Linked DNA regions of Homo sapiens: region 1 is linked to region 2. The links are chromatin loops, found by intact Hi-C in ENCODE. Cell type or tissue: heart right ventricle. All regions are shown on one strand. Links, peaks and the distances in the headings refer to the core of each region. The heading gives the core; the rest is flanking DNA.

Region 1 (9,996 bases), core at 712-8,711, 64 kb before region 2:
GGTGGGTGGATTGCCTGAGGTCAGGAGTTCGAGACCAGCCTGGGCAACATGGTGAAACCCCATCTCTACTAAAATAAAAATACAAAAATATTAGCCGCGCGTGGTGGTGGGCACCGATAGTCCCAGCTACTTGGGAGGCTGAGGCACGACAATCACTTGAACCCGGGAGGCAGGGGTTGCAGAGAGCCGAGATAGTGCCATTGCACTCTAGCCTGGGTGACAGAGCAAGACTCTGTCAAAAAGAAAGGAAGAAAGGAAGGAAGGAAGGAAAGAAGGGAGGGAGGGAGGGAGGAAAGAAAGAGAGAGAAAAGAAAGAAAGAGAGAGAAAGAGAGAAAGAAAGAAAAGTGGAGTGACTGCATTCTGTGATTCTGTAAATTCAGAGGATTTGGGAATTTTACGCTCTTTACTGAGCTAGTAAATAAACAGTATATTGAAGGCCTGCCGTGTGCCAGGCACGAGGGACACAGCAGCAAATAAAACAGTCATGGCTCTGGCTTCGTGGAGTTCCCAGTCCAGCAGTGGGACATTGACACTGAGGAGGTGAACCCTGAGAGAAAGCAGGTGGTTCCTGTGCCGGTCGTTGTGCTGAGTGCTGGGAAGGACCTCACAGGGAAAAGCAGCACAGAGGAGCTGAGGACGCCGTGTGACAGAAACGGTGTCATTGTGATGCCTGGGATTCTCTCCAAGGGCCCGTGCTGCATCCAGGACTGTGAGGGCCTGGAGAGCAGACTGTCTTGAGAAGATTCTATAAAAGTCTAAGAGTTCATCCATTTGATTAGCTGTATTGTTTACTCTTTAGAAAAAAATAAAAGGAGGTCTGGGTTTCTTCCCTTGGCCTCTAAGACACCTGACCTTGCACCCAGGGACTTCCAGGTTGGGCTCTTGGCAACAAAAGCGGGGGCCCCACAGCGACGGCTCCTCCAGGGAAGAGGTTGTGCTGCTCAGCCTGGGCCTCCCACACTCCCCTGGGAACAGGTAGCAGGTGCAGACAGCCAGCCCGGAGCCTGGGAATCTTGTCCAGGACCACAGCCAGGAGCCTGGTTTCCAGAGCGTCCCCGCTTCCTGGGGTGAGCACCCTCCTCCCTGCTGATCTCCAAAGCTGACCCCTGAGGAAGTTCTCAAAGACGCAGCCCCTGAATCGGAAGGTCTGGTAGACGAGGTGCTGTGATGTCTGCGCAGGGTCTTAACTTCGGTTCTCTAAAGGAGAGAAGAAAGGAAGGGAAGAAAACAGCCGGAAAAAGAAACAAGAAAGAAAACAGCTATTTATCTTGATTTTTATTTGATTATAAAAATAACCCAAGTTTGCTCTAAAAAATTCAAGCATAAGACAATCAGTTGGTCTTTAGCCTTTGGTGAGTATAAGAACCTAGTGGGGAGATGATTTAAAATGCAGATTCTGCGGGTCCTGTCTTGGGGTGATTCCAGGGTAAGCGGCTTATGGGGTGCACGCTTAGAAGTGCTGATATAGAAAGTATGTGCCGGGCTGGGTGTGGTGGCTCACGCCTGTAATCCCAGCACTTTGGGAGGCCAAGGCGGGTGGATCACCTGAGGTCAGGAGTTCGAGGCCAGCCTGGCCAACATGATGAAACCCTGTCTCTACTAAAAATACAAAAATTAGCCAGGTGTGGTGGCAGGTGCCTGTAATCCCAGGCAGGAGAATCACTTGAACCTGGGAGGCGGAGGTTGCAGTGAGCTGAGATCATGCCACTGAACTCCAGCATAGGCAACAAGAGCAAAACTCTGTCTCCAAAAAATATATATATATGTGTGTGTGTGTGTGTGTGTGTGTGTGTGTGTGTGTATATATATATACATATATATACATCTATATATACATATATATACATATATATACATATATACACATATATATACATATATATGTGTATATATATATATATATATACACACACACACACACACATACATATATACGTATGGTCAGAAGTTTGAGGCTGGTCTCGAACTTCTGACCTCAGGCAATCCACCTGCCTGTATAATCCACACATGTATATATACGTCTATATTTATGTATATATATGTGCCGTTCCTTTCCAATTAGAAGCATTGAGCAGGGAGAGAAAGTTCCACCAAGAAAAGACTGGAAGGATGGTGGACCCCCGGGAGAGACTGCAGGAGCCTGTGCCTGACGTCCTGCCTTTCTGCAAGGATCCTCTTTTAGCTCAGAAATTCTGCTTTGGGACAGGACCCAGAGTGGAGTCAGATCCAGGTCAAGTCACTCAGAGGTTGTTGATGTGTTAGACGTGAGGTGCTGTGAGAAGCGTGGCTGGACAGCATTTAAAACAAACCAGCGTGTCAGAACTCACCAAAGATCAGGATGCTGCCCAGAGCTGTTGATAAGAACCTAGCCGGAAGGGGAGTCCTAGGAAGATGCCGGCATCAACCATAGAGCAAAGATCTGCAGGCTGGAGATTTTAAGAAGTTTCTAAAACTTTTATTGTTGTTACAATAAAAGTTACATAAAACTGGCCAATTAATGTTAGTGTCACCAGAGCTAGGAATTTCTCCTTAGAAGCTCAGAGCTTGTTTCTGGTGGCATAAGTGAAAATCTGTCACATTGTCAGCTCTGAATGTTCATCCTTCAAGAATGTGGCTGTTCCCCACTCTAAATACACCGTAATCATTCTGTTTGGTCCTTAAATGAGCAAATCATCTTCATGGGTTTCTTAGGCCAAGAAATGATTGATCCTATATCATGAGATCAGAAAGGCCCAGGCATGTTTTTGGAAAGTTCAGAATACTCTGCCTACACATGTCAGCTGGGAGGGCTTAGAAAGAGTTACCTGCTGCAACATGGACAAACCTTGAGGACATTAGGCTAAGCAAAATAAGCCACTCATGAAAGGACAGACGGGATAATTCTGCTTGGAGGAGGCACCTAAAGTGGCCGGAGTCACAGAGACGGGAAGTAGAATGGAGGTTGCCAAGGGCTTGGGGGAGGGGGAACGGGGAGGTATTCAAGCCAGGCCAAATTTCAATTCGTGGTGATGAAAACGTTCTACTAGGCCAGGAACAGTGGCTCACGCCTATAATCCCAGCACTGCGGGAAGCCGAGGAGGGCAAAACACCTAAAGGTCAGGAGTTTGAGACCAGCCTGGCCAACATGGTGAAACGCCATCTCTACTAAAAATACAAAAATTAGCCAGGCGTAGTGGTGGGCACCTGTAATCCCAGCTACTAGGGAGGCTGAGGCAGGAGAATTGCTTAAGGCCAGGAGATGGATGGTGCAGTGAGCTGACATGGCACCACTGCACTCCAGCCTGGGTGACAAGAGCAAAAGTCCGTCTCAACAACAACAAAAAACTCTTCTGATGGAAGGCAGTGACAGTTGTACAACAATGTGAATGATGTGAATGTACTTAGTGACCCTAAGCCATATGTAAAATCCTGTGCGTATTTTACCACAATTTTTTAAATAAACCTTCCCCAAATCTACAAACATGACATCTTTGAGATTTGCACAAAGCTTCCATCTACAGTGAGGAAGTTTCACCTCATTGTCTGGAAGCCCCAACCACTAAAAATTGGGGTCCGAGGTTCTCAGTTTCTTGTCACCCCTTCACTGCTCCCCCACCCTTACTAGCCTATTACTGCTCCCACTAACACTGCCCTCCAAGTACTAGGCCCACAGCCACAGCGGCCCGGCGCCGTCCCCACTGCCGCTCTCGAGAACCAGCCATCAACAGCTCCACACAAGCTCTCTTTTCTGTTTTACCAACAGAACTGGGACTGGACGGGTTTAACCCCAGGGCTCTGGCAGTTTCCATTTCTCTGTGTTAAAAAAGCTTTTAGCCTAAACTTAAGCCAAGTATGCCTCCAGGAAATACTTGCTTCTTCCCTGTCCCCCAGGGAACCAGGCCTGGGGCCAGACGAAAGAAGCAAAGAAAAGGGAATTTATGCACTGAAAAAACTGGGGCAAGAAGGACTGCCAGCTGTTCCGGCCACAGCCTGTCCCATCTTTGGGGATGGTGCTGGTCCGGTCACTGTGTAGGAGTGCTAGACTGTCTTGTGCATGGAGAATTGGGAAGAACGTGGACCTGGAGTCAGAGGCCTGGGTGCTGGCTCTGTCTGAACTGGACTGAGAAGGATAAAGGGACACTCGCTGGAAGGATTTGCTGATACAGTCCACACAGAGGCTCTGCCTGTGTGCACACAGATCAGAATACGCACTTAATGAGTGGTTATGCCCACGAAGAAGAAAGGGGAGAAGGAGGAGACAGAGGAGGAGGTGGGGATGGAAATGGTAACAACTCTCTCAGCCAACCCTCAGATGAGTCAAGCTGGCTACTGAGGTCACAGGAGCCCAACCCAAAGTAGCTGAGAAGCAAAAGGGAGTTTACTGGTTCATTTTAAGGCATTTTTCAGAAGTAGGTCTGGCTGCAGGCACAGCTGGATCCAGGAACTCAGGCTCTGTCTTCTGGGGTCTTTCTCCTTCTCGCCTCTACCTACTTGTACTCAGCTTCTGGCTCTCCTCCATCAAAAAGGCTCCTGTCCTTCGGCCCCATGGCGGAGACAGCAGCCCCTGCTATTCTAGGTTTGTGTCCTCCCAGTGGTAGGAACAACACAAAAAGCTTCTTCCTGTCTGTCTCCAAGCACAGCAATTTCAGGGAATACTGTTTCTGGCCCAACCTCTTGACAAGAGGGATGGGGCCATAATGGCTTAGGTCAGGTCACCTGCCATCCCAGGGGGTACAGGGACCGGGCTCTGTGATGACAGTCCCAGAAGAATCATCCTTGTTCTCCAAAGGAAAGGGACGTGGTCCTACATCATGCAAAGGAAGGGGCAGACCCTTCCTTTCCTTTCTCTTCCTTCCACTGCCCCACCCTTGACACCCCACTTCCCAGAGACCATTAAGACCATCAGGTGACCAACTGCCAGGTGGGAAAGGACCTGAATGACTTACCAGCCATTTGTACCTTCAAGTGAATTCATTTCAGGGGGTTGCTCTCATCCCTCTCAGTTAAATGGTGTTCAGATAGTGGAATGAGGGAATGGAGGAGATACTGGAATGTGGCTGAATATTTCATCGAGAAGGGAGGCCAGCTTTGTGTTTTGTTTTCTACACCGTCCCAGTGAGCCTGCTCCAGACCAGGAATGCTCACAAGCACCTCCACCGTTCATCCTGAATGGCTCTGGAGGTCAAGGCTGGGAAAACCGTGGGAAGGTGGTTTGGGGGTCTCCCTTGGTCTACCCCAAGGTTTTCCCGGGGGCAGCCCAACCCAAGCCTCCTGTGAAGCGGAAGCCACTTCCAGCACAACACTTGGAGCGCTTGGAGCACCTTGTGGCCGACATCGAATGTCATTCCTGCCCTACATCTTCGCTGCATTCATCAACCTACATTTTCACTGCATTCATCAATGCCTTAGGTGGTCACAGCACCCGTTCCTCTGGCCACAGTGGTAGGCTCAGGAGTGGGCAATTGGCCTCAGCCAGGCCATTTGGGGCCCTCTCTGAAAATGGCTGTGTTTGCTGTTGTTGGTAAAGTGGCTTTTCCTTTTGGGTGTGGAGCTGTGAGGACACCCGTGGAGGACAGCTGGGGTGCCCCCTGACTGCAGGGCAAGGCAGCCTCTTTGCTAGAAGTGGAACAGAAGCCACTTAGAATCAAGTGAGGAGAGACAGAGAATGATCCAGAAGACACAGCTCAAGTCCCTAGATCCAGCCATGCCTGCAATTAGCACTCTCCCAGAATTCTAGTGAAAATGAGGTAGTACATTTTCTTTTTTTTCTTAGCTATTTTGCACTGGGCTTCTGAACCTGCCACAGAAAGACTAATGGATCCAAAGATTGTCTGGGAGGAAAGAATGATCTGCCCAGAGTGGGTGAGAGAACTCACTCTAGGCAGGACCCCCATGAGCTGCCTCTGCTGGCTGACCTGACATTCTCATTCAACAATTTACTGAGAATCAGGAAAAAACAGCTGGGACTCATGAGAGTCACCCCATGGGCTCTGCAGCCAGCTGCCTGATGCCCTTGGCTCTGCCACACACCAGCCCTATGACCTGGGCAAAGTCACTTCACCTCTCAGTTTCCCCACCTGTAAGTTGGGTAGATGAGAGGAGCTTCCTCAGGCTCGTAGGCTGTGGGAGGAAAAGACAGCCACCAGAAGCCCCCTCAGGCCCATGCACGGCCCTGCACCCCCACTCCCAGCACGGGTGGGCCGTGCAGCACTGGGGTTGCCAGCTTACTGTCCATCTTTTTCCTGAACTGGGAGTTACTTGGGGCCAAGGGTCTTCCTTGTGCCACTCACCATGGAGTCACCCCACTTTCGATGGCTTAGCTTTTAGTCAATAACAACTTTGCTAAATGGATATTGAATGGATGCTGGGACTTTGCCTCATGGATTTGCAAGTGGTTTGCTCACCAGAGAAACACAGACACGTGCCCTTCCCAGGATCTTTTCATTCCCACCCCCAGTGCAACCTATGAGGTCATCATTTCTCTGTAAGAAGGCACAGTGAACAACCTCTGTCAGGGGCCCAGCTTGCCGGTGCTGAGAGCTTCCATCTTTCCTGCCCACCTGGTAGTTGTCTGGAGGCAAGGGTGTTGTGTCATTCATCCTAAGAGCACGAGGCAGTCCTGGGATTTTTCACCCGGAGTTCCCATTTCTAAGGAGTTCTCTGAGTTCCCTGGTGAGAGAGGGGCCCTTGTAGAGACAAGCAGAAGCTGTAGACTGGCTGGGAGCTTCGAAGGCTGTCAGGCTTAGAGATGAAAGTGGCCTGGCTGGGAAGAAGGCAGTGGGATGAGAGTGGGCCAGCCAGGACATGAGTGTGAGGGATGAGGAGTACCCCAATTCTGGACCCAGCCTGCCTCACACAACAGGGCACTGCCACCTGCTGACTCACCATCACTGGCAGGTTACTCGTGTTCTCTGTGCCTCAGTTTCCTCATCCTTAATATAATGCTGATCATAGAGCCTATCTCATAGGGCTATTCTGAAGATCAAATCAATTAATATATGCAAATGCTTGGAACAGCCATCAGCACATGGTGAGTGCGGTGTGAGTGCTTCCCTCCATCTTTATTATCACTGCCTCTTCATGTGGGGCACGACTAAGAGGCGCTGACGTCCTGGATCAGGGACCTTGTCATTCAGAGCTCTACCCCCGGGGGGCCAATAGACAGTGGGGAGCTCTCCAAATGCTGGTGCTACAGAATCGTAAGGAGCAGAAGCAGCTAATGGTGGGAAGCCCCCCGACCCCGGGCAGCCAGAGCCTTCCTCCGTGGATGACAGGTCCACTCAGACCTGACCTTCCTCCTAAGTGGCTACACAGGCTTATCTCGGGGACACTAAGTGCTCCCTCTTCTATTTGCTGTAGAGAACAACAGTAGAAATTGTAATTTACAGGTTGTCTGCAAATTACCGCCTGGTCTGATTTATAATTCATAGTACAATATTTATTTCTAACAGGAAATTAATTTTGGAAACTCAGTGGGTGATTAAATTAAATTGCAAAACCATTCCACTTGCTTGGGAGGAGGGGAGTGAGTAACTGGAGATTATATTAAGAGATAAATTGGGAAGCATCTACACTCAGAAAACCTGAGATAGGAGGAGGGAAACAGTTCATCCCTACTCGAAGGAGATGGCCGTCTTGTCAAACATTTATTACAGAACATGTGCCCTCATGCTTTGGGGTCTCACAGTTACAGCCTTTTCTCAGTGGATTTGTCATTAAGGCAAAGAAAAATAAAGGCTGAATTGACTGTATATCCAATTCAATGGCACTTTGAATAATGAGCAATCCTAGGGAACAAGGTGGAAGCTCATAGCATTTTCATGACCAGTCTTGGGAGCCACACAGCATCATTTCTGCCACATTCCCTAACACTCCACCCAAGCTCCTCCCACTACTGAATGGGAGGAGTGTCAATGTCACATTTGTTAGAAGAGCAAGTGGGGTGGAATGTGTTTTCTTTGAAAAACACAATCTGCCCCAGGGTATAACATCTTAGACAAGAGCCTGACACATAGCAAGAAGCACCATGAATGTTAGCCATTCCTTCTGCCTGGGGGACGAGGAAGGTCACCTGGAGGGGATGGTGTTGGACTGGGCTTTGAGCAGTGAGGATTTCCATAGGCAGATGCTGACTTGGGACACCTCGGGCAAAGGGATCAGAATGAACAAAAGAGAGAACAGAGAGAAAGGCTTGACAGAAGCTGATGGCCCCTCCTGTGGGGAGCATCGGGACTATGGAATGTGGGGTGAGAGATTTCCAGGAGACATGAAGGCCAGGCATCCAGGACTGGACCTTGGAGGGAGCCCTTGAAGGGAAAGTTTTTGAATCTGTTGTAAAAACCTTTCTGATTTTGGAGTGAGAAGCAGCCCTAGAGGTTTATTCCACCTCTTGTTTATTCATTCAACAATTTTCCATGAAACAGTCCCTAGTACATGCCAGATATTGGGGAATACACTGCTGAACAAAATAAACATGGTGCCTGCCTGCGTAGCTTACAGTCTTGCAGAAGAGACAGTGACAAAGCAATAGGCGAATTATTATACCATGGCAGATTCTTGAGTGTTGGCATGGAGAATGGCAGGGAGACACCTTGTAAGGGACTCTGGGAAGGCCTCCTGGGTGCTGACGTTTTGGCTGAGTTCTGGAGGATAAAAGGGAGGGTGGGTGGAGATCAGCTAGAAGAGGCATCCAAGTGGGAGGGGATGTGGAGAGAGGAGTGGGCAAGGCACCGAAAGCCACCCATGTGCCTGGAATAAAGTGGGTTGGAGGAAGGGGAGGGTGGGGAACACAAAGCCAGGCAGGGCCTATCATGGGGGTCCTTTGTGGTCACAGTGAGAACCACTGAGGGTTATTGGAGCATTGGTCACAATGCCATCCAATTTAAGTTTTTAAAAGATGGCTCAGGCTGCTGAATGGAAAACAGATCAAGGTGTGGGTAAGAGTGGATGAAAGAGACAGACCCCTGGGATGTGGTGAGACCTTGGACCAGGGAGGAGATGAAGTCCAGGAATGGGATCCAAGATGCGTTTTGGAGGAAGATCTTATGTCACCTGCTGATGGATGGGAAGAGCAAGTGAGGAAAGGTCTGGGACATCAAAACGACTCCCCAGGGTCAGGTTCTGCCCTGCTGTGCCCTGCAGGGATGCCCACTGAGATGGGCAAGGGTAGCTTTGGAGGCAACCCCAGAGCACCATTTGGATGCTGGCCTTGCTGCGTGCCAGAGGCATTATGGAGAGGGCAGGTGGATGCCTGGGTCTCAGACTTGGATCTTATCACTGACTTCAAATGGCCTTCATGGTGGTTTTAGAGAAGAGGAAATTGTGCCTGAAGTTCGTTGGGAAGACTCACTCCTGGACAGTGTGGACTGGGGTGAGAAATGAGCGAGAAGGGGAGGTAGCTTGAAGGGTGCTGCTTTGAGAAGATGAGAGGACGAGGGCTCCGAACTCTGCCCGCTGCCATAGGGAAAGAAACCCCAAGTGCGTCAAGAGCCGAGGAGCTGACCGTAGTTGGCCCAGGGCCTCAGACGATGATTTCCCAAACAGGATCAAAGAGCTCACGCACTTCTAATCAAATAAGTTCATCAAAGGGGCAGCTAATAGCCTGAATACCAGGGGCTGTTCCACTGACATAATTTTTTATTGTGAATTAATTCTATTTTAAATGTCCCAAAGAAGCACTGACAATCGCAATCTAGTACTGTGGAGAGAGCAGTGGATGGGAGCTCAGAAAACATGAGATCTACTCTGGCTTTACTGCTAGCCAGCTAGACACCTTGGGCACATAGGTTCAGTCTGTGGGCCTCAGTTTCCCTCATCTGCCAGGCCAGAGTAAAATTGATGTATCGCTTAGCAGAGCAATATTGATACAAAAGCACCATCTGTGAGCTCATGTTCCCTGGATACTCACCAGCTAGTGCAGTACCATGAGCCACGGCAAGCAACTTCCCTCCTCAGCCCAGATGGGACGGGTTAGGAAGTGCCTAGGAGCCAACGTCCTCAGTCAACAGGACATGGGG
Region 2 (9,996 bases), core at 1,367-9,366:
CATGGTGAGCAAAGGGCATGTCTCAGCGCCACCATTCACCAGGTCCCAAGTCCTTGTCCTGTATCCAGGAAGAATGAGGTATGACGACAAGTAGAGGGTGAGCAGGACAAAGAGGTGATTTATTGAGCAGCAGAACAGCTCAGACAGAGGAGACCGACAGTGGATAGCTCCTCTCCACAGGCAGGGTCTCCTGAACGAGTGTCCAACTCTCAGCAGAGAGGAGACTCACAGTGGGTAGCTTCTCTCCACAGGCAGGGCGTCCTGACATCTCTTCTAGTCTGACTGAGTCTGGGCTTTTATGGGTTTCAGAAGGGAGGAAGTGCATACTAATTTGTCCATGGGTGGCCATGGGTGAGTCTGAGAAATGCACCAAAAGTTCTCATTCCAGTCCACAGAACTGGCAGCCCAGCCCCAAGTCTTCACCGGGGACCCACCCCTTTCCACCCAGAAGACTGTCTGCCTCCACCACCATCAACCTGCCATCCACAGTGCCCATGGTGCCCAAGCTGCTCATGCAGAGGGGTGCCCGCAGGCTGGCATTGAGCTGCCCTAAGCTCCCCCTTGGCCTCCCCTTGGCACCCAACGTCCAGAGGGGGCTGAGGGCAGCAGGGGGCTGGTGTGTCAGCACTGCCCCCAAGCACGTGCACACCCAGCTAGGTCGCAACAGCACCTGGGCTCAGCCTCAATTTTCCTCAGGGAGCAGGGAGAGGCCAGGCAATGGGAGCAGGTATTTCTGAGCCTACGGGGGGAGAGGGACTTCCTGGTCCCCTGAAAATGCAGAGATGCCTGAGTCCACAGCTGCAGCTGCGCCCAGGAGGGCAGGGCCCCCACCCCTCTCCAGCTCCCACTGACCCCTTGGAATGTGCAGCCCTGGCTGCGCCTCCCCTACTGCAGCCTGCGTCATGGCAGCAGCTGCTCCAGACGGGCCACCTCTGCCATCACCACCATGTACGGACTTTTTCTATAACACCAATGGTATTTGGGGGCTATTTGTTTTTACTTCCCTTCAAACCCATCCACGTGAGGACTGCAGTTGAGGTGCACTGCACTTTCTGCACTGCGTTCTGCTCAGAGATGATCTTCTTGGTCTTCGTGAACTTTGCCTCAAGCCACAGATGCTTTTTTTAAAGTGACTTACCTTTGCTTCACCAACAGAGAGCCCCATTAAGAGAGGCTCTGTGTCCTCTTTCTCTTGTTACTGTGGCCCTGACAGTCACATTAGGTGGCTGGATTCTGGCTTTTGTGCCCAGAAGAGAGCTTACCAGTTCAGTAATTTTGCAGTCTGTAGGGCATGGTAACCAAACATTTGAGGAGGCTCTGTGAATTTAGGGGCCTTTCCTGGAGGAGAGGCAGTTTCGGGGTGGCGTGGTGGACAGGCTTGTTGAATGCACCCTAGTTGATACCCCTTGAGGGACATTATCAAACACCCAACTTACAGATGGAGAAGATGAAGTTCAGACCAGTGGAGAAGCATTTGCCTAAAGTCCAAAGAGGAGTAGGTCACAAATCAGAGGACTGTGGTGAGGGAAGGGGGCGTTGGAGGGGGGCTGGTGGCCAAGGCTGCTCCTGGACCCTGTATGGTCGTGGGAAAGACACTCCACCCTGGGAATATGGTCAGCTGGACACGTTTGGCTGGGAAGCACTTTGAAGCTGGGCAGCATCCAACATGCTGGCCAGTCCCTGGGGCTCCCAAGGCTGGGGACACAGGCCTCCACTCTGACAAGCTGTTCAGAGCACTCCCCAAGCCTTTGTGTGGGAAGGGACAGCCCAGCAGCAGAGCAACTGGAGTGTAGATGAGAGAGGAAGAACCACATTCCAGAGATTTTATATTTTATATTGGGGTGTTCCACAAAGAAAGGGCCCTGGGGTCAAAGCAACCTGTCCCAAGGTTTTTCAGCAAATGTCCCATAAGCAGCAGTGGGGGCTGCTCCAAAGTAGATGTTCTGATCCCTGCTTTCTGCTCCGTGCAGGAAGCAGCACAGGGACTGTAGGCACATGAGGCTCAACCTGAATCCTGGCTCTGCCTGTTTTCCCGGCCTGTTTTCTAGCTAGGTGAGAAGGGAGTTTGGGAAGCCTGAGTTTCCTTTTAAAGTGGGAATATAACAGGCTGGGCATGTATGGCTCAGGCCTGTAATCCCAGTACTTCAGGAGGCTGAAGTGGGTGGATCGTCTGAGGTCAGGAATTTGAGACCAGCCTGGCCAACATGATGAAACCCCGTCTCTGCTGAAAATACAAAAATTAGCTGGGCATGGTGGCATGCACCTGTAATCCCAGCTACTAGGAAGGCTGATGCAGGAGAATCGTTTGAACCCAGGAGGTAGAGGTTGCAGTGAGCCGAGATCACAGCATTGCACTCCAGCCTGGGTGACAGAGCAAGACTCCATCTCAAAAAAAATAAAATAAAATAAAATAGGGATATAAGCCTGCCAATCTCAACGGATGACTGCAAGCTAATATATATAAAGAACTCAACATGCTTTAAAATCATAATGCATGCCATTGTCATTGCTGTCACATTACAGATGAAGAATTTGTGGCAAAGCAAGGACAAGTAACCAGCAAGAGAAATACACTTTGGCAAAATCTGATTCTAATGCTGCCTGTTCTCTTCCACTTGCCCCAAAAGAGGAGGGGAAATGACTCACCTAAGGACACACAGGAAATATGATGGGATTAGACTTGGACCCAGAGCCTTCTGACCCCAAACCCGCCACTCCATGGGGGGCTAATTCTGTTGTGGATAAAAAACGAGGGAGGGAAGGAGGTGGCCATAGAGGGGAAGTGGGCAGCCCACAGACCCCCAGAGAAGACATCCTTCATCCAGCTCTAGCCACTTGTTTCTGGGCAGAAATGTGGGCCCAGTGAGGTCACAGCTTAAAAGTTTTCCAGGAGAGATCAGCAATCTGGATTTTCAGGACATAACCTCACTTTTAAGGTTGACAACTAATTTGATGAAAATACATGCCACTTGCAGACTGACTGGCCCCAGCCCTCTGGTTTGAGTCCTCATCCCCTATCCTACACTGCTTAGGATCTAGCAAACCACATTCTCTCTATCTGTAGCTCACACCATCACATTTGAAGAGCCTTAGAGAAAGCCAACAAATTCCAGAAAATGCCTCTTACAAAAAGGCTGTTCATGCAGCAATTCTATTCATCCATTTGCCCACCCATCCATTCATCCACTCATCTATCCATCCATGCATCCATCCATCCATGCATCTGTCCATCTTCCCATCCATATACTCACCCATCCATCCATCTATACATACATACATCCAAGCACCCATGCATGCACACATTCATCTGTCTCTGCATCCATCCATCCGTGCATCTATCTATCCACCCATCCATACATCTACCACCCATCCATGCAGCAACCCAAAAATCCATCTATTTATTTCTCCATCCATCCATACATCTATCCATTCATGGAGCACAAAAAACACACCTATCATGTGGTAAGACTGGGAAAACTAAGGCCCAAGTTATGTATGGCACCTTGCTTCAAAAATGAGTGTGCTGTCTGCCTTGGATGTGATGCTTCCACCTCGTTGTGAGGAGGAAATTGGGAAAGAACATCAGATTCTCCTTTGATTTCAGTCTGACTAGGTTGAATCTCTTTGGACTTCTGGCTGCCAGTGGCCCACTTAGTACCCAATGCAAGTTTGTTTGTAGCAAGCATTCTGCAGGACTGGGAGAGAAGTCAGAATCCACCCAGTCATTCAGCAAATACCCATTGAGATCCTACTAGGTTCCAGGCACCGTGGGAGGGACTGGCCCAGAATGCTGCAGCAGAAAACTAACTGTATGTCCCTGTCCTCTGTATATTGACAAAATACAAATAATAAGAAAAATCCAATATTCATACAATGAGTACAATAGGTACTAATATTAATTATTGATTAAAACTCATTGTTTCTATATTTTGCCATGGAGTTTACTACATTTCTGAATGGTAAGGCTTTGTGTTAGGGGATTTGTTTTATATCTTTGGGTACTCTTTATTAAAGGCATGTTAAATCACTTGTGAATTATTTAAGAGCTAGACAAGCTGAGTAAAATCAGCTTGAGATTTTAGTTTTTTAGTCACAGAAAATTCAAGTTCTGTCTACCCATATTTTTGAAACTCATTCAGTGGTACAGTTTGGAAAAGGACTGTAGTAACTTCCAAGAGAAACCCAGATGTGAATGAAGTCCAGCTTTGAACAAACACTCCAGGCCAATACCCGACAGGTGATTGGTGACTCTCTTCAACTTCCCAGTTGAAACGGGGCTGGAGTCAGACAGCAACAGACTGAAGGAAATGTAGAGATGGCCTCATCCATCCCCAGCCCTGCGTTTTGTAGACAGGAAAACTGGGTTCAAGAGGGAGGTGAGAGAAGCCCAAGTCCCTCCACGTGACCACTGGGAGTCCAAGAACAGAATTGAGGTTCCTGCCCCCAACTCAGTGCTCCTTCCCCTGACATTGCAAATCCATCTCTCTACCTCCAAAACCCACCCTGGGTCCTTCACTTCCCACTGGCTCCTGGACAAGGCCAGTGTCCCCTCTTCTGAGCAATGGCGCCCCCTGCCTAGCTGGCCTTACTGTTTTCCACACTCGCCCTTCCAACCCATCATCTGTGCCACAACTGATCTTTTCAGAAACTAATAGATTGCTTTACTCTCCTGATTACAGTCTTTCAATGATCTCCTCTCATTCTTAGGATGAAGACAAAATCCTCCAAGCTCATCTTTTGCCATTATCCTCTCTCCATGTCGTTCCCCACATGCTGGCTTCAGTTCAGTCCCCTTTTGTGCCTCAAGGTCTTTGATTGAACCATCCTCCCTGCCTGAAATCCCTTTCAGCCCCCATTGCTGACATATTTGGCTCCTCCTGCTTTCCCAAGGTCAGCTTAAGTGTCTCCTCCCCTGAGAGCCTTCCTGCATTCTCCCTAAATTTACTTCCTTCATCGCATTGTCAATATTTCTGGTTATGCATTTGCTTCCCTTTTAAATGTTCTGTTTTCTTGTAGCAGAATGTAAGCCCCATGAGAGCAGGGCTGCACCTCATCTTCCCTGTTCCTTCTGTATTCCAGTACCAGCCCAATGGCCAGCATGCAGCAGGTGCTCAATAAATAAACATCACATTACTAGAGAGGTACATAAATAAACAGCAACTCTTGTGTTTACAGCCAATGGGCATGAAAGAGAAAGACTGGGGTCTAGAGAGAAGGGAGGGGGAACACAGCAGGAGAGCTACTTTCGTTTAAGGTGACATCGTTTCGGATGTTTGCTAGTTCAGCGGCCATGAAGGAACGTTCCAGGGCTTGACAACTTCTAAATTTCTATGACTCAGTTTCTGGATTTGAAAAAACTTGCCAAATTTCGTACACCGCTTGATGACTCTGGGAGTTTAAGACCCCCTTTCTTAAAGTGAGGAAGAAAATGGAAAAGGATTAAAGTTCAGAAGAGTTGAGGCTTAGGTGAGGCAGCTCTTTGTACATAGGTGTTTATGTTTCTCTATGGAAATGGGCATTTCTATTAAGCAAGACTATGGATTTCCTTAAAGGATATCTTAATGGTTTTTAAAAGGCTGGTTTATTGGAAAAAGCAGAATTGAGTGGAAAAGCATGCTCTTCTCCCAGATGCAGTTGGTTAGACACTTGAAGCTCAATTCTATAAAATTGAGCCGAGCAGTGCCATTTGGATGCTGCAGCCTTAAGGTCAAGTGCACCAGAGAAAATGTGTCAGCCTCACAAACCCAAATAAAAATGGTATAAGGCATGGCTGCCATTGTCCAGTCTACCAACAGGCTCTCAGAGAGTCAGCATTTGAGAAGCTCCAGCAACAATATTCGAATTCTGTGCTTCTCCTCTTTGTCCATAGTGAGCACTTGCTGAGAGCCAAGCATTCTGCATACATTATCTCATCCTCAAAAAATTATATTAGCTAGTATTATCATTATCTTTGTTTTGTAGGTAAGGAAACCGAACAAAGGGATTCTCTGTAATTAACCCAAGGTCACACTGCTGATGAGTGGTGAAGCAGGGTTTAATCCAAATTTGACTGATTACTTAGCCTGGTGCCAGGCTGCCTCTGGCCAGAAGAACTCTTTGCACATCTATGTCCCTGTGATGCCCAGAGCCTTGTCAATGTATCCAACTCCTTCTTCCCATAGGGTGAGTTCTCTCTTGCCAGACTCCTCACTTCCTGCCAACAAACCATGAGATAGGCTTGGATAAATCTGATCTGCATGGAAAGGAAGGATGTAGTGCCATCAACACTAAGAGCCCAGGCAACTGAATCAATAAGAGAGTTAAATCTATGAGTGGTTGATCACAATCTCATGTCCTAATTGAGAAATCAGCAATGTACAGAAAAAGACCCTGCATACCACAGGACAAAAATTATAACTTATCTGGAGATTAACATACAAAGTACAGGTGAACTTTATGGAGAAAATTTCAAAACTCAAAGAGCAGAGTACATAAATAAGAGAAGTGATGGGTCGTGTAGGAAAGGAAGAGTTAAATGTTATAAGGATGTCAATCTCCCTGTATGTTTCAATAAATTTAATACAAATGAAAAAGCAGGATTTGGGGTGAGAATGAGATGAAGCAAATTGAGTCTAAAATGTACATGAAAAAACAATAGCTAAGGCAAAATTGCAAAAATAAAAGATATGATATATTAAAATACATTACAAAGTGATCATAATTTAAATTGTTTGGTCTGTCATAGAAATTAATACCTTCAGCAAACAAAATGGAACAAAATGGAAAGTCCAGGAACAGACTCAAGAGGTAGCATCAAAAATCAATGAAGAAGCAATGTATCATATACTAAACAATGTTAAGAAACTTGATTCAAAGCATAGATTTTAAAAATTAGATATATACTTTACATCACATCCCAAAATAATGAAGGATTAAAGAGATTTACAGGCAAAGCAAAGCTTTGAAACTATAAGAAAAAAATGCAGGAGAATTATCATTATGACATTGGAGTGGGAACAAAATTTTTTAATACAGTGCAAAAAAGCCCTCAACATAGTAGAAAACGAAATTTCTTAGATTTGATCACACCAAAGTTAAATATTTTTGCTCAACTAAGAACATCACAAAAATAGTGATAAGTGATAGATTGAGAGAATGTTTGTAATCTAAAACTAATGAAACTTAAATGAAAACATATAGGAAACTCCTGCAAAATCAGCAAGCAAAATAAAAGGAAACCCAAGTGAGAAAAAGACAATCACTTCTCCCAGAAGGGGAAGCACAGGTATCCAATAAGCAATGTGTGGAGAGGTTCAACCTCTTTAATAATCAGAGAAATGAAAATTGAGACAATATCTTAGTACTTCGTACCCCTTGGAGGAACACATTTTAACACTGGGAAACATTAACATTGGTTTTTGTTTTTGTTTTTGTTTTGTTGTTGTTGTTTGTGGTTTTGTTGTTGTTGTTTTGAGATGGAGTCTCACTCTGTCACCCAGGCTGAAGGGCGGTGGCACAGTCTCAGCTCACTGCAACCTCCACCTCCCAGGTTCAAGTGATTCTCCCACCTCAGCCTCCCGAGTAGCTGGGATTACAGGCACCCGCCATCATGCTCAGCTAATTTTTGTATTTTTAGTAGAGACGGGCTTTCACCATGTTGGCCAGGCTGGTCTTGAACTCCTGACCTCAGGTGATCTACCTGCCTCGGTCTCCCGAAATGCTGGGATTACAGGTGTGAGCCACTGCCCCTGGCCAAACATTGGTCTTAATATCACCTGCTGCCATAGCAAGGGGGATGGGAGCCCTCATGTGCTGTTGGTGGCGTAGGAACTGGGCCAGGTATTCTCAAGAACTAGCTAGTGACTCTAAGCATACGCACGCCTTGGGACATGAGTGGAAACCCCAGAGACAGGGTTTCACAAAATCAGAGGTAAGTTCAAGGATGTCCATTGCTGCATTGTTTGCAATTGCAGAATTGTAATCAGAAAGTACAAGATGTGCACTGATGAATCCACCTGGTACAAGAAAACTAAACATCTGTCACAGGAACAACTTAAGTCATCAGGTACAAACACGGAGATCAGAAAAGAGTGTTCAGTTATTTTGAAAAGGAGGACACAGTGTGAGATAATATGGCACAATCATTCAAGGGAATTAAATACAGCCGGAATGATCAATACACGTGTCCTAAGATCTAAGGAGAAGAGCTGTAAGTCATAACGTATGTCCTCAGTGTGGTGCTCCCTCTCCCATGTTCAATACTGAGTGTAAACTTTTTTTCCAATTCCACTCTTGTTTGCTGTACCACAAGGTAACTCAGACAGCCTTGGACCAGGTCCAGACAACCAGTAGGATAGGATGAGTGTGCGCTATTGATCAAAGCAAGGAGAAGGTGCCCCCAGCCATCAACAGGAAGCAAACGTCTGGGCCCCACCTCTCCATGTAGCAAGGGCAAGCATTTTGCAGCAAAAATAGAAACAGTGAAATGAAAAGCAATGCTTTTTAGAAACTTTCTAATTTTACCATGTTTCTTTTCTTTTTTGAGACTCATTTTTTTTCCAAAAAATAAGCTGTAAAATGGGCCACTGGACCAAAGGCTGTATCCCTTACAACCCTGACATACAAGGGTTCCATGATCTCCTACTCTTACACTACTGTCTCTTTGACCCAATAATTGAATGTCCAGCAATCTATCCTTAAAAAACAAAATTAAAGATTAAGATTTGTGTACATGGATGTCTAACACTACATTATTAATGATAGCAAAATTTTGGAAAGTATCTCAATATGCAATAAAAAAGATGAGCAAAAAAAATTGTGATATCAATATGATGAAATATTTCTCAGCCAGTAAAGCTCCCAGATATAGGGATGTTTTAATGACTTTGAAAACCACTCATGTCAATGGCAAACACACGATAGGTGGTGACAGCAGCCCAACCTGTGTGCAGGCAATAAAAGGTGCATTTTCTGTAAATAATTTTTTTAATAATAAAACCAACCAAACACAGGCTGCTTTTTATTATTACCATGAGTCAGCAATTCTAAACAGTGTCATTGACAAAATACTCCTCAAAGCAGGGATATACTGCTTCCACCAACTGTCACCCTGTCTCGGTTCATCACCACACATGGTATCAGACTGAATGAAAAAAGCAAGACTCATGTTGCACGTGGAAGCGGGGTGGGTGGAGGGTTGGGGGGTCTTGGGAAGATGGCAAGGGTAATGGCAACATAGATTTTTAATTTCCCCAAATCCCACAGAGCAACTAGATAGCTGGAACAAGAACCCATGGACAACATTTACAGCAAAACTGTCACAACTTCTGAAAGATATTCCCACAAACACCAAAATATAAGCAGGTGAGAAGAAACCATAGGCAACCACAGAGCCAGTTGCCATCAACGTCTGTGAGGGGGAAGCAGAGGGGAGCCACAGGGAGCCCAAAGGATCTGAGACAGGAGACTCGAAAACCACCAACAGGAGAACGGACAGGCCAATCGAGAGCAGCTGTTTGAGCAGAAAGTGGTTTTGCCCACTCAAGAGTAAGTGAATGCCAGGGCCTTATGGGCTGAGCTAAAGAGGGTGGAGCAGTCTGGCCCCATGAACTCTTGAAATTAACCTGCTGGGACTCCCTTCCAAGGTAGGAGCCAGATTGAGGAGAAACTGCAAGGAGCAGAATCAAATTTGACCAGGACAGGAGCAGAAGAGACAAAAGAAAGAGAAAGAAAGTCCATATAAAGTTGGGGATGGGGAACAGAACCAGGAACTCTCAAAGAAGAAGCCGCCATGATTTTTAACAGAGCATGGAAATAACAGAAAAGGAAGATCTGGGAGCCACACCTCTTTCTCAAAGATTGGGAAAAATAATCTCATGTAGAAATGAGTAACAAAAAAGCACCAAGATGAAATCCCATGTGGATTATAACACATTGACATAGACTAACAAGCAGAATAACATCCCCACAGAAATGAAAGCACGCCAACTCTAACCCTGTGTCAGAATGAGCCAAAAG

Evidence for each region. Hi-C counts contacts between places; a loop is a spot of excess contacts. Peaks named below come from ENCODE experiments on the same cell type or tissue, not always from the same donor. Only the 100,000 strongest peaks of a DNase experiment are listed, where the experiment ranks them.
Region 1: a loop joins it to region 2, with 4 times the contacts of the local background. A loop is called at or near these places in 2 of 110 quality-filtered maps.

The regions. Positions count from the first base shown.
Region 1 is chr20:57,960,399-57,970,394 of GRCh38, forward strand. No RefSeq gene overlaps it. Among named protein-coding and RNA genes, the nearest start is that of LINC01742, 39 kb to the right of the region's middle. In heart right ventricle, for the core only: no CTCF peak of the experiment used is centred there; a DNase peak (open chromatin) is centred at 3,986; H3K27ac peaks cover 3,022 bases; H3K27me3 peaks cover 2,686 bases.
Region 2 is chr20:58,023,777-58,033,772 of GRCh38, forward strand. No RefSeq gene overlaps it. Among named protein-coding and RNA genes, the nearest start is that of LINC01742, 25 kb to the left of the region's middle. In heart right ventricle, for the core only: a CTCF peak has its summit at 4,582; a DNase peak (open chromatin) is centred at 1,645; H3K27ac peaks cover 696 bases; H3K27me3 peaks cover 1,664 bases.